2 separate regions of the Homo sapiens genome follow, and region 1 is linked to region 2. The links are chromatin loops, found by intact Hi-C in ENCODE. Cell type or tissue: mammary epithelial cell. All regions are shown on one strand. Links, peaks and the distances in the headings refer to the core of each region. The heading gives the core; the rest is flanking DNA.

Region 1 (8,170 bases), core at 3,171-8,170, 240 kb after region 2:
ATTGCCTTACTTTTAAAAGAAGAAAACCTTAAACTTCATTCCTTTTCAAAGTGCACCGACATATAAAAAATAGTAATAATATTAAATCCAAGAAGAACTTAGCAGATATTTATTTCCTACGAAGTTCTGAAAGTTTTCACATTTCTTTCTGGATTTTTTTTTTTTCCCTTGAATCAGAGTCTTGCCCTTTTGGCCAGGCTGGTCTTGAACCCTTGGGCTCAAGCAATCCTCCCACCTCGGTCCCTCAACAAGGGTTACAGGTGTGAGCCACTGTGCCTGGCCCACATTTCTTACATCTTATCAATTTATTAAGGCTTTAAGATGGTAAAGCCTCAGTCAAGGTGTGACCAGCTAGGAGGTGGCAAAGTTAGGATCTGATTCCAATCTCATCTTTCAGTTCTCTATTATTCTCTGTTTTGTGCTATCTCTATAGAACTTAAGCCAATAAAGTGTTAACATCTTGGATTTTTTTTTTTAAAAAAGAAGCTTTCGCTAATGATATATGCATTGCTTAAGTTTTTTGATGAACTGATACGTGCGTTTACTCGGAAATGCCTAAAAAGTCCTGAACTGGTCTGGGCATGGTGGCTCACACCTGGCCAACACGATGAAACCCCATCTGTACTAAAAAAACAAAAATTAACCAGGCGCTCGCTGGTAATCCCAGTTACTCAGGAGGCTGAGGCAGGAGAATCGCTTGAACCTGGGAGGTGGAGGCTGCAGTGAGCCAAGATCATGCCACTGCACTCCAGGTTGGGTGACAGAGTGAGACTTCGTCTAAAAAAAAAAAAAATTGGCCAGGCGCAGTGGCTCACACCTGTAGTCCCAGCACTTTGGGAGGCAGAGGCAGGCAGATCACATGAGGTCGGGAGTTTGAGGCCAGCTTGACCAATATGGAGAAATCCCGTCTCTACTAAAAACACAAAAATTAGCCACGCGTGGTGGCGCATGCCTGTAATCCCGGCTATTTGGGAGGCTGAGGCAGAAGAATCACTTGAACCCAGGAGGTGGAGGTTGCCGTGAGCCGAGATCACACCATTGCACTCCAGTCTGGGCAACAAGAGCAAAACTCTGTCTCAAAATAAATAGATAAATAAATAAATCCTGAGCTGGTGGTCAGGTGTGTAGAAACGTCAGAAAGCAGTGTAGCAAAGTGCTAGTGGGAGAACCCAGGAAGTGCACAAGGTGTTCCTTGTACAATTCCCTCAACTTTGCTGCATGTTTGAAAACTGTCCTCATAAAATGTCAAGGGCAAAAATATCTTTAACTCTCAGAAATGTGCATTAAATTGCTTTCTGTAATTTGCCTTAAAATAATCTTTAAGGCCAGGCGCGGTGGCTCACACCTGTAATCCCAGCACTTTGGGAGGCCGAGATGGGCGGATCACCTGAGGTTGGGAGTTTGAGACCAGCCTGACCAACCTGGAGAAACCTCGTCTCTACTAAAAATACAAAATTAGCTGGACATGGTGGTGCATGCCTGTAATCCCAGCTACTAGGGATGCTGAGGCAGGAGAATCGCTTGAACCTGGGAGGCGGAGGTTGCGGTGAGCTGAGATCACGCCATTGCACTCCAGCCTGGGCAACAATAGCGAAACTCCATCTCAAATAAAAAAATAATAATAATAAAAAAATAATCTTTAAAAAGCAATAGGTGGCCAGGCACGGTGGCTCATACCAGTAATCTCAGCACTTTGGGAGGCCAAGGTGGGCAGATCACCTGAGGTCAGGAGTTCGAGACCAGCCTGGTCAACATGGCAAAACCCCATCTCTACTACAAATAAAAAAATTAGCCAGGCTTGGTGGCAGGCACCTGTAATTCCAGCTACTCGGGAGGTCAAGGCAGGAGAACTGCTTGAACCTAAGAGGCGGAGGTTACAGTGAGCCGAGATGATGCCACTGCACTCCAGCATGGGCAACAGAGTGAGACTCTGTCTCAAAAATAAAAGATAAATAAGTAAATAAAAAGCAATAGATAAAATAAAAATATCAGGGCAGGGTGCAGTGACTCACGCCTATAATCCCAGCACTTTGGGAGGCTGGGATGGAAACTCTTGAGGCCTGGAATTTGAGACCAGCACAGGCTGTATAGTGAGACTTTCTCTATAGAAAATAAAAATAAGAAATTTAGCTGGGTGTGGTGGCACGCATCTGTAGTCCCAGCTGCTTGGAGGCCGAGGCGGGAGGATCACTTGAGCCTAGGAGTCTGAAGCCACAGTGAACTATGAGATCATGCTACTGCACCCCAGCTTGGGCAACAAAGCAAAACCCTATCTCAAAATAAAAAAAAAAAAAAAGAGGCAGAAAAGGATATAGATGAAGTAAAAGCTGCAGAAAGTTGATGACTATTGAAATGAGGCTGGGTGATGGGCACCTGGGGGCTCATTGTATCTTTCTACTTTTGCGTATGTTTGCAAACTTCTTTGCTAGATAAGAAATTTATCTAGTAGCGACTCACGCCTGTAATCCCAGCATTTTGGGAGGCCGAGACTGGCAGATCATCTGAGGTCAGGAGTTCGAGACCAGCCTGGCCAACATGGTGAAACCCCATCTCTACTAAAAATACAAAAATTAGCTGGGCGTGGTGGCACACACCTGTAATCCCAGCTACTTGGGAGGCTGAGGCAGGAGAATGGCTTGAACCCGGAGGCGGAGGCTGCAGTGAGCCAAGATCACACCACTGCACTCCAGCCTGGGTGACAGAGTGAGACTCCGTCTCAAAAAAAAAAAAAAAAAAAAAAAGAAAGGAAATTTACAAATGCCTCTGGTTTCCTTGTGAAGGGGAGGCAAGAGAAAAAGGGTGGAAGAAATGGGAGTGGGCTTAGAGTCTGTGTTGCAAGCTAGTTCCTGTACTCAAGTTTGAAGAGTCTCTAGGGTCTGGATCTAGTTGGCTTCAGGCTCTCCCTGGCTGAGGAAGCCCCCAAGGTCCACAGTCCAGCTTGGGTTACCCCCTCCTTGCCCACTTCCCACCGCCGGACACCTTGGCCCTTTTTGGAAATGAGGCCCAGGGCGTCACCAGCCCTGCCCCTCCTCCCAGCTCCACATCTGGTCCTGATGTCAACAGCCAGGGTGGGCGGTGGCCATGTTTTTCAGCTCCCGCCCAGCCTCAGGGGAGGGGTGGACTCCCCTGTCCCCACCCCTTACTCACAGTGACTGACACGGGTCACACACGCAGTAGGCTAAAGGCCAGAAACAAACTTTAATTCCCAAGCCGGACCCTTAAGTCACAAGGAACGTCAGATCCGGCTCACTCCCTGACAGGGTGAATTGGAAACTGGCCCCTACTTGGTCTCTAACCCCTTCCACTGGGTCTAGTGGGGACTCTGACGCCGAACAGGGGCTGTAGATCAGTGAGTGTGTATGTGTGTGTGGAGGGGCAGCAGGGGCCGCTTTCCACGTGGTTACATAAGCACGTGTTGGGGTTGGGCAGGTGTTCCTCCGGTCTGAGGGTCCTCGTATGTCCAAAGTCTCTGTGCATAATCGCAGACCCAGATGTGTTTGCATTTGGTAGAATCAGGGTGCTTAAAAAGGGGTGACTGAGGGCTGCAGTTGCAGAGGTGGCTGGGGACTGTGCCTCTGTGGGGGCGGCGTGTCTCAGTGGGAAGATACTCTGGGGAGCCAGGACGATGTCGTACGTGGGTAGCTGTGTGGACAAGTGGTTGGGGGTGTGTGGACATCGGTGGTCACAGGCTGGGAGAGTGGTGTAGCCAAGAGAGGGAGCATGAGTTGGGGCCATAGACAGCGACAGTCTCTGGGTGGCATGACCCCGGAGGGGGCATGCTGTTCCCTGTGCCAGGCACCAGGGACAGGGACACTGAGAAGTTCGATGAATGGAGAGGGCGTGTGAGCTGTGAACATGTGTGGCCGTTTCTGTGGCTTGTGAAGGTGACAGCCAGACTCCCACGTGTGGGCTGCAGATCCAGGGGAGTTGGTGGGTTACCTGGCTATGTGCTTGTGATTGCAGATGGACTATATTTATGTCTGTGGAAAGCTAACCCAGCAGTTGCTTTGTGGCCCTTGTAGTTGTGTATGGGTGTGCGGTTGTGCATCTTAGCAGCATGAGTCAAGTGAGCGTGTGGGCCGTGGGACAGACTCCGGAAAACAACTGCAGGCGTGTAAATGTGGCTGCCTGCAGTGTACACTCTGGAGACATTAACCCTGTCCATGCCCACTGTTGAGGCTGGAGGCACCGTCCTGGGCACCCACCACTTCCAAGTTGCCTTCCTTCATCTGGTCTGCGTGGTGGAGTGAAGGTCAGTGGGACGGACTTGCAGCTGGAAGGCTGGGGGAATGTTGAAAAGGCCACTGACGGTGGGCTTGAGGCTCAGGGTGTCCGGCGGGCACGGGCTCTCCAGGGAGAAGGCTTGTAGGATGGTGGTGAAGAAGAGGAAGAGCTCCGCTTTTGCCAGGCCCTCTCCAAGGCAGACACGCTTCCCTGGTGAGGAGAGAGAGAGAGAGAGGGCTGAGTCAGTATTCCTCACACCCAGGCCCACGGGGGGAACAGCAGGTGGAGGAGCCAACAGTAAGCCCAGGGTGCAGAAGGGTGCCCCCAGCTGGCACAGATGCCTGGAGTTCGCCAGCACCTGCTTGTGATACCCAGGGCTGCAGCAGATACCTAAGGAGAAGGGCAGGAACGCCTCATGCTTCCTGAACCGTCCATCTGCATCCAGGAAACGGTCTGGGTTGAACTCTTCTGGGTGCTTGAAGATGTTGGGGTCATGCAGGATGGAGCCAAGGAGGGGGAAGACCTCCGTGCCCTGAGGGGAAATAATAATGAAACTATAAACCCCTTCCCACCCCAGTCCATTTGGTCCTCGAGTGTGGAGTACAAGTCTCGGGTGCCAGGGACACTAGTTCACAAAACCTAATGGCATCAACATTTGTGGAGTGTTGAGTGGCGTGCAGTGGCTCATGCCTGTAATCCCAGCCACGTGGGAGGCTGAGGTGAGAGAAGCATTTGAGCCCAGGAGTTTGAGACCAGCCTGGGCAATATAACAAGACCTTGTCTCTAGGAAAAATTAAAAAATTAGCCAGGCATGGTGGTATGAGCCCGTTGTCCCAGCTGCTCAGGAGGCTGACGTGGGAGGATCACTTGAGCCTAGGAGTTCAAGGCTGCTGTGAGCTATGCTTGTACCACTGCACCCCAGCCTGGGAGACAAAGAGAGACCCTGTCAAGAAAGAAAGAGAGAAAGAGAGGAAGACAGGAAGGGAGGAAGGGAGGAAGGGAGGAAGGAAGAAAGGAAGAAAGAGAGAGAGAGAGAAAGAAAAAGAAAAGAAAGAAAGAGAGAGAGAGAGAAAGAAAGAAAGAAAGAGAGAAAGAAAGAGAGAGAGAGAAAGAAAGAAAGAAAGAAAGAAAGAAAGAAAGAAAGAAAAAAAGAAAGAAAGAAAGGCAAAGAATAGTAGTTAAGGCATAGTCTCTGAGTTCAAATCTTGAATCTACTATTTGCAGGCTGGGGGACCTTGGCAAATCCTCTAAAAACTTTTCAAGCTCTCAGTTTCCTTATCTGTAAGATGGGCATGATAATGGTATAGGGTTGCTTTAAAGATTAAATGAGATAATAGATATGCAAAGCACTCAGAATAACCCCTGGTGCAGAGCAGGTCCTCAAGCCTGGATACCTGTCATTATCATCATTAAATTGTTGCTGCCTGGTACACAGGACCGGTTCCCAAGAGTTGAGTTGGTGTTTGTTTTACAAGCATTATCTTACAGCTTCAAGTTGATACTATTATTGTTTCTAATGTAGAGGAGGGATATATTGAGGTTCAGGGGGGGAAGTGATTTGCCCAAGGCCCCATCTACAAAACAGGAGGGGGTAGGCCAGGTGCAGTGGCTCACGCCTGTAATCCCAGCACTTTAGGAGGCCGAGGCAGGCAGTTCATGAGGTCAGGAGTTTGAGACCAGCCTGACCAACATGGTGAAAACCCATCTCTACTAAAAAGACAAAAATTAGCCGGGTGTGGTGGCATACACCTGTAATCCCAGCTACCCAGGAGGCTGAGGCAAGAGAATTGCTTGAACCTGGGAGGCGGAGGTTGCAGTGAGCCGAGATCACGCCAGTGCACTCCAGCCTGGGCAACAGAGCGAGACTCCATCTCGGAAAAAAAAAAAAAAAAAAAAAGAAGAAGAAGAAAAAGAAAATAGCAGCATAGCAGCACTGGATCCTAACTGCCATAGGTTTGATTCTGCAGTGAAGGTGGAGGAGGGAGCTGCTTGCATAAACTGCTGGGGTTTCTGGGGAAACATCGCCCCCTTTTGGTTCTGCATCGGAGCTGCTCTCCAGTGAAGGGCACTGAGATTGAGAGAGAGAGACAGAGGAGAGAATGTGTCTGCAGCAGGGGCTAAGGGTCAAGAGGGCTTCCCTTAGTCCTGGACTTGCTCCTCAGTTTTCAAACTGCTTCTCTGTATGTTACCTCATTCGATTGTCCCAACCACCTTGGAAGGAGGTAGAATTGGGAGATCTGTGGGGCAGATGGGGCCCAGAGATAGAGTCAAAGGGGAAGAAAACACAAACCAAAAAGAAACAGAAAGAGTTAAAAGATGCAGAAAGCATGGCTGGGTGCGGTGGCTCACGCCTGTAATCCCAGCACTTTGGGAGGCCGAAGCGGGCAGATCACGAGGTCAGGAGTTCAAGACCAGCCTGACCAACATAATGAAACCCCGTGTCTACTAAAAATACAAAAAATTAGCTGGGCGTGGTGGTGGGCACCTGTAATCCCAGCTACTCAGGAGGCTGAGGCAGGAGAATCACTTGAACCTGGGAGGCGGAGGTTGCAGTGAGCTGAGATCACGCCATTGCACTCCAGCCCGGGCGACAGTGCGAGACTCTGTCTCAAAAAAAGAAAAAAAATATATGCAGAAAGGGAGGGGGTGTCAGAGAAAGAAGGAGAAGAAAGATGCAGGGGGGTAGGAGTGGAGGAGGAAGACAGAGACAGAGAAAGAGAGGGAGATAAAGACAGAGAGAGAGAGAGAGAGACACTAAGATCAAGAAAAAGTCAGGGAGACACTGACAGCAAACCACCCGGGCTCAGGCCCCGAGGCAGAGAACCATGGGTGGCAGCCATACGCATACCCACCTGGGGCAGGGTGTACCCTCGGAAGCGGGTGGTCCGCATGAGGGTGCGGGGTATTCCCATGGGCACCAGCGCCAGCAGCCGCTGCGCCTCATGCAGAACCGCGTCGGTGTAAGGGAGGCGGGTACGGTCCCCTAGGCTTGGTGCCTGGCCAGCCCCCAGCTCCCGATTCAGCTCCTCACGTACCCACTCTGCAAGCAAGAGGAGGGCAGGAGTCAGACGGGGGTAGGGCCCAGGGATCCTCCTCTCAGAAGCCCATCTGCTTGCATAGCTGTAGTTTGGGGTGAGGCTGACAGGTGGGGAGGAGTGGTCCCCCAGCCCTCACTGAGCCCAAAGACCACACATCTTGTGTGTTGGGTGTTCCATCTATCTTCTCTCTCTCTTATTTTATTTTATTTTATTTCATTTTATTATTATTATTTTTTTTTGCAACGGAGTTTTGCTCTTGTTGCCCAGGCTGGAGTGCAATGGTGCGATCTTGGCTCACCACAACCTCTGCCTCCCGGATTCAAGCGATTCTCCCGCCTCAGCCTCCTGAGTAGCTGGGATTACACGCTCTGCCACCCAGGCTGGAGTGCAGTGGCGCGATCCTGGCTTGCTGCAACTCCGCCTCCCGGGTTCAGGAGATTCTCCCACCTCAGCCTCCCGAGTAGCTGGGACTACAGACGCCTGCCATCATGCCCAGCTCATTTTTGTATTTTCAATAGAGACAGGGTTTCACCATGTTAGCGAGGCTGGTCTCGAACTCCTGACCTCAGGTGATCCACCTGCCTTGGCCTCCCAAAGTGCTGGGATTACAGATGTGAGCCACCGTACCTGGCCTTCTCTCTCTCTCTTTTTTTTTTGAGACAGGGTCTTACTCTGTTGCCCAGGCTGGTGCAGTAGTACAATGACGGCTCACTGTAATAGCCTTCATCTCACCTCCTGGGCTCAGGTGATCCTTCCACCTCAGTCTCCTGAGTAGCTATGACCACAGGCACGCACCACCACACCCAGCTAATTTTTCTATTTTCGGTAGAGACAGGGCCTCATTATGCTGCCCAGGCTGATCTTGAACTCCTAGCCTCAAGTGATCCTCCCACCTCAGCCTCCCAAAG
Region 2 (8,783 bases), core at 1,372-6,371:
CTGCAATGCATCTTTTTTTTTTTTTTTTTTTTTTTTGAGACGGAGTTTCACTCTTGTTGCCCAGGCTGGAATGCAATGGCGCAATCTCAGCTCACCACAACCTCTGCCTCGCGGGTTCAAGTGATTCTCCTTCCTCAGCCTCCCAAGTACCTGGGATTACAGGCATGCACCACCACGCCCAGCTAATTTTGTATTTTTAGTAGAAACGGGTTTCTCCATGTTGGTCAGGCTGGTTTCGAACTCCTGACCTCAGTTGATCCTCCTGCCTCAGCCTTCCAAAGTGCTGGGATTACAGGTGTGAGCCACTGTGCCTGGCCCAATGCACCTCTTGAATCACCTCCTCATGCTTTGCTTTTAGAGAACATGATCCCCAACATGTGATTCCAGCAAAGATTCTAGAAAGCCAACCGTGACAATCACTTCTGGGTTTAGATGACCCCCCCCCACCACAAGATGGCAGTGAGCACCTCATCACAGAGGTGCTGATGGTCTGCAGCACCGCGCCAGGCCAGAACGTGCCTTTTACAGAAGAAAATAACCCAGTAGCTGACTAGGATGGTGAGGAGGGCTGGTGAGCACTGCGGTAGTGAGAGGGACACTAGCATCACTGAGATGCAAGTGATGGTCATTTTTCATAGGTCAAAGCTCAAAGCAGGGGACAGTTACAGGGCAGGGCTTCATAGCACCAGTGTGATGAAAGTATCTGGGAGTGGCTAAGGCCAGCACTATGCCATGGGAAGCAAGGTGGGCCTGAGGAGGAGGCAGCAGCGTCAGCCTGCAACAAGTGGGGGCTGCCCTGCAGAGACCTAAGAGTCATGTTATAGAGCACAGTGTCTGTAAGGCCAAGAAGTGTGGACAGCCAAGTGTGTCAATTACTAGACATACTCAAGAGGAGCAGGAAGGGCAGGGCATGGTGGCTCATGCCTGTAATCCCAGCTACTTGGGAGACTGAGGAAGGAGAATCGCTTGAACCCGGGAGGTGAAAATTGCAATGAGCCGAGATTTCGCCACTGCACTCCAGCCTGTGTGATGGGAGCGGGACTCCATCTCAAAACAAAAAAAGAAAAAGGAAAAAGAAAAAAAGAAAAACCTAGGTATACTTCTCAAGCAAATAAAAATAATCAAAACCAATATCATGCCCGGGCACAAATTTCATATATATAACAGATTTAAATATATGAGGGTGATTATCCTCTCATATCTCCATTTTTTTTTGTTTTTCCATTTTTTTCTTTACTAAAAAAAGTTAATGCCAATGACACACAATTTTTTTTTTTTTTTTTTTTTTTGAGATGGAGTCTCACTTCTTCGCCCTGGCTGGAGTGCAATGGCGTGATCTCGACTCACTGCAAAGTCTGCCTCCTGGGTTCAAGCAATTCTCCTGCCTCAGCCTCCCAAGTAGCTGGGACCACAGGAGTGAGCCACCACACCCAGCTAATTTTTGTATTTTTAATAGAGACGGGGTTTCACCATATTGGCCAGGCTGGTCTCAAACTCCTGATCTCAAATAATCTGCCCGCCTCGGCCTCCCAAGATTCTGGGATTATAGGCGTTGAGCCACTGCGCCCCGCCTATGTATGATTTTTTTTTTAATTTTATTTTCATAAGTTTTTGGGGAACAGGTGGTATTTTGTTACATGAGTAATTTCTTTAGTTGTGATTTGTGAGATTTTGGTTCACCCATCAACTGAGAAGTATACACTGAACCCAATTTGTGGTCTTTTATCCCTCACCCCCTTCCCACCCTTTCCCCCGGAGTCCCTGAAGTCCATTGTATCATTCTTATGCCTTTGCATCTTCATAGCTTAGCTCTTGAACCCTTACTTTCTGTTTGAGGGAGAAGACATATCATCTACAAGTAGATACTGTGTAAACATTCCATTGCATGACTATCCCATAACTTATTTATTATTTGTGTTTGGTTATTTGCTGCTATGTAACAACCCCACTCCCAACTAAATGGTGTGACAATTCCATGATTCTGTGGATCAAAAATTCTGAAAAGTCAAACCCAAGGAGTTTTGTCTCTGCTCCATGATGCTAAAGCCTCCGCAGGGGTGAGGCGAATGGCTCAGGGTGACTGAAAAGCTCAGGGTTGGAACAGCTGGGGATGAGGCCTCTATGTATAAGATGATTCTTCACTCACAGGTCTGAAACTATGGTGGGGACAGCCAGAAGGCTCGGCTCAGCTGGGACAGTCACCTGAGCCCTACACATGACCTCTCCAACATGGTGATCCTGAAGCAGTTGGGTTTCTTACACAGCATCACACTTTTCTTTTTTTTTTTTTTTTTTGAGATGAAATATTGCTCTATCACCCAGGCTGGAGTGCAGTGGCACGATCTCAGCTCACTGCAGCCTCCGCCTACCAGGTTCAAGCGATTCTCCTGCTCCAGCCTCCCAAGTTGCTGGGATTGCAGGCGCCTGCCACCAAGCCCAGCTAATTTTTGTATTTTTAGTAGAGACGGGGTTTCACCTTGTTGGCCAGGCTAGTCTTGACCTCTTGACCTCAGGCGATCCGCCTGCCTCGGCCTCCCAAAGTGCTGGGATTACAGGCATGAGCCACCGCGCCCGGCCAAAGCTCACACTTCTTATGATTCAGCCTTAGATGTCACATCAGTTCATTTTCCCCACACTTATTAGTGTTAGAAGTCACAAGCCCACCCATACTCAGGGGACTGGCACACAGACCCCACTCTCAATGGAAGGGGTGGGACACCACCATTCCTGCTGATGGGCATTTGGGTAACTTCCTGTTTGAAGCTATTAAGATTGGGCTGCTGTGGCCGGGCGCAGTGGCTCACGCCTCTAATCCCAGCACTTTGGGAGGCCGAGGCGGGCGGATCACGAAGTCAGGAGATCGAGACCATCCTGGCTAACACGGTGAAACCCCGTCTTTACTAAAAATACCAAAAAAAAAAAAAATTAGCTGGGCATGGTAGCGGGCGCCTGTAGTCCCAGCTACTCGGGAGGCTGAGGCAGGAGAACGGCGTGAACCCGGGAGGCGGAGCTTGCAGTGAGCCGAGATTGTGCCACTGCACTCCAGCCTAGGCGACAGAGCAAGACTCCGTCTCCAAAAAAAAAAAAAAAGATTGGGCTGCTGTGACTATTCTAGTAGGTGTCTTTGGTGAGCGCCTACACGTGTTTCTCTTTTTCTCTTTAGTATATGCCCAGGAGGGGAACTGCTGGCTCCCAGATACCGTATGTTCAGGGTCACACACACTTCCACAGGGTTTTCCAAAGCCCTTGTACCAGCACGCACTCCCAGCACCTGTGTGACTGCTCCAGCTGTCCCACAGTCTCATCAGTTCTATTGCTGATATTTTCATTTTAGCTTAAGTTATATTTAATAGGAAAATTACCGTTGCCTCTGCCCCCCGTTCCTGCCTGTAGGAGTTTCTCGTAGCTGTTGCTACAGGTGGCCACAAATCTGTCACTTAAACCCACACAAATTGATGTCCTTATGGCTTTGGAGTCAGAAGTGTCAACTGAAGGTACTAGCAGGGCTGTACTGACCTGGTGGCCTCAGGGAGCATCTGTGCTGCTTCTCCACCTTCTAGAGGCTGCTGCATCCCTCGCTCCAGCCCCTTCCTGACACCACTCACCCTCCTACTTCTGTTATCACATCCTCACCTTCTCTGTGTTCAGGGCTCCCTCTGTCTCTCTCTTGCAAGCACACTTGGGATTCCATTGAGGGCCACCCACATAACCCAGGAGAATTTCTCCACCTCAATATCCTTAACAACTGCAGAGCCCTTTTGCCATAAAAGTTACCATTCACGGGTTCCAGGGATTGTGACATGGGTAGCTTTAGGAGTGATTATTCCTGCCTGTCTCCCGCTCACCAGAACTTGGACTTTCTCTCTCAACAGGAGCCCCCTGTGTGGGAATAGCCTGTCTCAACGACGCCCTCTATAAGGACCTGCTTCCTCAAAGGACCTCATAGTCGGGTCCTGCCCCTCAGTGTCCAGTCTGCCTTGGCTGGAGGGGCTGCAGGGGTGTGTTGGCGCCACCTGGTGGAGACAGGGCATCACAGCAGGTGGGAGCCCAGTAGAAGCACAACCAAAACATGGGTAATGTTTAAAATTTTCTGGCTAAGCGCTGTGGCTCACGCCTGTAATTCCAGCACTTTGGGAGGCCGAGGTGGGTGGATCACATGAGGACGGGAGTTTGAGACCAGCCTGGCCAACATGGTGAAACATCCCCTCTACTAAAAAATACAGAAAAATTAGCTGGACATGTGGCGCGCTCCTGTAATCCCAGCTACTCGAGAGGCTGAGACACGAGAATCGCTTCAACCCCGGAGGGGTTGCCGAGATCGCGCCACTGCACTCCAGGCTGGGCGATAGAGCGAGACTCTGTCTCAAAAAAAAAAAAAGAAGAGGGGAGGCGAGGGGAGGGGAGGGGAAAAGGGGGAATTTGTTTGGAGCTGAGACATCCATCTTCTCCTGACCTCAGATATTTGCACTCCTGGTTATGAAGCCTTCACACTTGGACTGAATACACCACCAGCTTTCCCGATTTCCAGCGTGCAAATGGCAGATCGTGAGACTTCTCAGCTTCCATAATTACATGAGCCAATTTATATATATAAATTGGGTCCTCCAGAAAAACAGAATAAATTATATATATAATTATACGCATAACTTAATTAAATTATACGTATAACTTAGCTATATATATAATTTATTCTGTTTTTCTGAAGAACCCTACTGACACAAATGTTGAGCATCTTTTCATGTGCTTATTGGCTTAATAACTTGTACATCTTCTTTGGGGAAATGTCTATTCAAGTTCTTTGCCCATTTTGTAACTGAACTATTAATATTTGTCTTTACATTGTTGAGTTGTAAAAGTTCCTTATATATTCTAGATACTAGAGCCTTATCAGATATATTTCTGCAACTATTTTCTCCTAATATATAGGTTGTGTTTTTATTTTCTTTTTCTTTTTTTTTTTATTGAGACAGTCTCACTCTGTCACCCAGGCTGGAGTGCAGTGGCATGATCTTGGCTCACTGCAGACTCGACCTGCCAGGCTCAAGCAATTCTCCCACTTCAGCCTCCTGAGTAGCTGAGGTTATAGGCACTTGCCATCGCACCCAGCTAATTTTTGTATTTTTTAGTAGAGCCGAGGTTTCGCCATGTTGCCTAGGTTGGTCTTGAACTCCCTGCCTCAAAGCGATCTGTCAGCCTCAGTCTCCCTAAGTGCTGGAAGTACAGGTGTGAGCCACAGTGCCCGGCCATCTATTTTCAATAGTGTTTTTTGATGTACACAGGTTTGGAATTTTGATAATGTTCAATTCATCCATTTTTTTTTTTTTTTTTTTGGTTCTTTCTACTGGACCACCACTCTTGAGCCCTCTAATCCAACCTCCACGCGGCAGCCAGAGGGAGCTCTCTAAATGTAATTACTCTTTCCCTGCTCCACCTGCTCAAAACAGTGTCACATTTGTGATTTAAAACAGTATTTCTCAAACCTAATTTGCAAACAAAGCAGGTGGAACTCTTCTTGTATGCACAGCATCTGATTTGGTTGGTCTGGCATGGGTCTGGGAGTGAGCACACCTACCAAGCGGCTGCTGGGGTAACTTGCGTTTTCCACTGATGATTTCAGCAATGTTTCCGGTCCCACATGCTCCTCCAGAACCTTGTACTCCCCCATGAAAAGGTGGAGTCCATTTCCCCTTCCTTTATTTATTTTTTTGAGACGAAGTTTCACTCTTGTTGCCCAGGCTGGAGCGCAATGGCGTGATCTCAGCTCACCGCAACCTCCGCCTCCTGGGTTCAAGCAATGCTTCTACCTCAGCCTCCCGAGTAGCTGGGATTACAGGTATGTGCCACCACGCCCAGCTAATTTTGTATTTTTAGTAGAGACGGGGTTTCTCCATGTCGGCCAGGCTGGTCTCAAACTCCCGACCTCAGGTGATCCGCCCGCCTCAGCCTCCCAAAGTGCTGGGATTACAGGCGGGAGCCACCGCGCCCGGCTATTTCCCCTTCCTTTGAACCTGATCAGGACTTGACGATGGCATCAACATGGTGAGAGTGACCCTGCATGGCTTATGAGGCTGGGTTACACAAGGCGATGTTGCTTCTGACTGGCTCCCTCTCAGGATACATGCCCTTGGAACCCATCCTCTAAGCTCCTTGGGAGCCCAACTTAGCCCATGTGGAGACAAGACAGGGAGAGAAACAGAGGCACCCCCAGCCCTCAGCCAGCATCAACCGCCAGACAGGAGAGCAAATGCGCCAACAATGATTCCAGCTGAAGCCTCAGACAGCGTGGAGCAGAGATGAGGGATCCCTGCAGATTGCAGATGCGTGAGCAAAATGCATGCTGTCACTGTTTTGAAACAACAATGTCTGGGGGCTGTTTGTTATGCAGCAATAGACAGCTGTAACAATGCTGTTACTGCTGTATTCCATGAATGACTGCACTTTGAGTAGCAGGGGGCTAGATCACTAGATAAGCCCCATGGCTTCTGTGTATGCTATTTTTCTACTTTTATATCCTTTTCATTCACTTTTTTTTTTTTTTTTTTTGAGACAGAGTCTCACTCTGTTGCCCAGGTGGGAGTGCAGTGGTGCAATCTTGGCGGACTGCAACCTCCACTTCCCGGGTTCAAGCAATTATTGTGCCTCAGCCTCCTGAGTAGCTGCGACTATAGATGCACCCCCATGCCTGGCTAGTTTCCGTATTTTTAGTAGAGACGGGGTTTTGCCATGTTGGCCAGGCTGATCTCAGACTCCTGACCTCAGGTGATCCACCCACCTTGGCCTCCCAAAGTGCTGGGATTACAGGCGTGAACCACTGCACCCAGCCTCATTCACTTTCTTTACTTGGCTCATTTTTCCTTGTTGCCTCAATTCTCCTCTAAGATCACTTTCCTGACATTTCAGCCTGGGCCTGTTGCCTTCTCTGGGTCCCCTCCGCCTCCTGTGCCTCCCCCATCTCAGCCTTGATCCCTCAGATTATACTTCCTCTGTCCCCACCCTGACCATCTTGGCTGTCCCTGGATAGGGATGGGTATCTTCTCCCACTGGTCTGGGAGATCTGGAAGGACAGGCCTGGAAAAGACTTGGTCACTGCTGGAAGGAGCTCAGTTAGTGTGGTGCTGAGGACAGTACGGGTGAGGCTGGCCCCTTCACCCAAACTCCCACTCTCTTCCATAGATTTCACCTCTGTGGCCCAGGCCATAGGATTAGGGCAACTCCCCTTAAACATCGAGTCCATCCTCCAAGCTGTCCTTTTTTTTTTTTTTTTTTTTTTTTTTGAGACAGAGTCTCGCTCTGTTGCCCAGGCTGGAGTGCAGTGGCGCGATCTCGGCTCACTGCAAGCTCCACCTCCAGGGTTCACTCCATTCTCCTGCCTCAGCCTCCCGAGTAGCTGGGACTACAGGAGCCTGCCACCACACCCGGCTAATTTTTTGTATTTTTAGTTGAGACGGGGTTTCACCGTGTTAGTCAGGATGGTCTCGATCTCCTGACCTCGTGATCCGCCCGCCTCGGCCTCCCAAAGTGCTGGGATTACAGGCGTGAGCCATCGCGCCCGGCCTCATGCTGTTCTTGAATAGTGAGCACCTGTTACAAGTCGCCCCACCAGCCTCTCACTTGTACCCCCCTCATCTCTTTCTCCCCAAGAGACAGAGGACCCTGGCACTTGTGAAGCATGACCCAGACCCTGGGGCCATGGCATCCAACATCCTCATTCCCCATGACCCCTACTGTCTAGATGTAGCTGCCAAGAGACCCCCAGACTCCCCGGGCCTCTGTCTAGAGTGCCAAGACAGAGAGAGAATGCCCTGCCGCTTGCATGCTTTGTGGGGTGTCCTTCCCCCTTCCCTGGCTGCTAGGCGTGACTTCAACGTTCTCCCCAACCCCCAAACAGCAGCACTGACACCAGCTGCAGACCTGGCTCAGGTTAGCTAATGAGGACCAGGCTGGGGATGGAGCCTGAACCCCTAAACCCCAGTCCTGTACCCCACCCTAATCCTGGGGTCTCCACTGGACAAAACGAAGCAGCTTGGTTTTTCGTTGTTATTGTTTTTGAGATAGAGTATCTCTCTGTCTCCCAGGTTGGAGTGCAGTGGCGTGATCTCAGCTCACTGCAGCCTCCGCCTCCCGGGTTCAAGTGATTCTTGTGCCGCAGCCTCCCCAGTAGCTGGGATTACAGGCGCGTGCCACCACACCCAGCTAATTTTTGTATTTTTAGTAGAGACAGGGTTTCACCATGTTGGCCAGGCTGGTCTGAAACTCCTGACCTCAAGTGATTTCCCAGCCTCGGCCTCCCAAAGTGGAAGCGGCTTATTTTTAAGGAGAAAACTCCCGTGGAAAGGAATCAGCACCTCCTCTGTCAACATTTCACTTCTCTGAAAAGACTCTCACTTCCAACAGAAAGTGCTTTGTAACACAACAATGAGGCTGGGCGAGGTGGCTCATGCCTGTAATCCCAGCACTTTGGGAAGCTGAGGCGAGTGGATCACGAGGTCAGAAGTTCGAGACCAGCCTGACCAATATGGTGAAACCCCGTCTCTACTAAAAATACAAAAATTAGTTCCGTGTGGTGGCGTGAGCCTGTAATCCCAGCTACTCAGGAGGCTGAGGCAGGAGAATGGCTTGAACCCAGGAGATGGAGGTTGCAATGAGCCGAGATCACGCCACTGCACTCCAGCCTGGGCAACAGAGTGAGACTCCGTCTCAAAAAAAAAAAAAAAAGAATGAGAACATATGGACACAGGGAGGGGAACAATACACACAAACAAAATTTAGAAACAGGTGAAAAT

The links. Peaks named below come from ENCODE experiments on the same cell type or tissue, not always from the same donor. Only the 100,000 strongest peaks of a DNase experiment are listed, where the experiment ranks them.
Region 1: a loop joins it to region 2, with 7 times the contacts of the local background. A loop is called at or near these places in 24 of 110 quality-filtered maps.

Annotation. Positions count from the first base shown.
Region 1 is chr19:41,202,544-41,210,713 of GRCh38, reverse strand. It overlaps CYP2S1 (cytochrome P450 family 2 subfamily S member 1), which reads right to left. Exons shown (of 9, transcript NM_030622.8): 7 at 7,077-7,264; 8 at 4,615-4,756; 9 at 3,175-4,434. The coding sequence ends at 4,226. Among named protein-coding and RNA genes, the nearest start is that of AXL, 13 kb to the left of the region's middle. RefSeq lists an enhancer at 2,919-3,696. In mammary epithelial cell, for the core only: CTCF peaks have their summits at 4,555 (motif pointing left) and 6,256 (motif pointing left); a DNase peak (open chromatin) is centred at 6,243.
Region 2 is chr19:41,444,765-41,453,547 of GRCh38, reverse strand. It overlaps LOC107985329 (a long non-coding RNA gene), which reads left to right and starts at 3,956. Exons shown (of 2, transcript XR_001753941.2): 1 at 3,956-4,039; 2 at 4,459-4,613. It overlaps ERICH4 (glutamate rich 4), which reads right to left. Exons shown (of 2, transcript NM_001130514.3): 2 at 8,783. RefSeq lists an enhancer at 4,280-4,339. In mammary epithelial cell, for the core only: CTCF peaks have their summits at 4,015 (motif pointing left) and 5,375; a DNase peak (open chromatin) is centred at 4,027; H3K4me3 peaks cover 322 bases.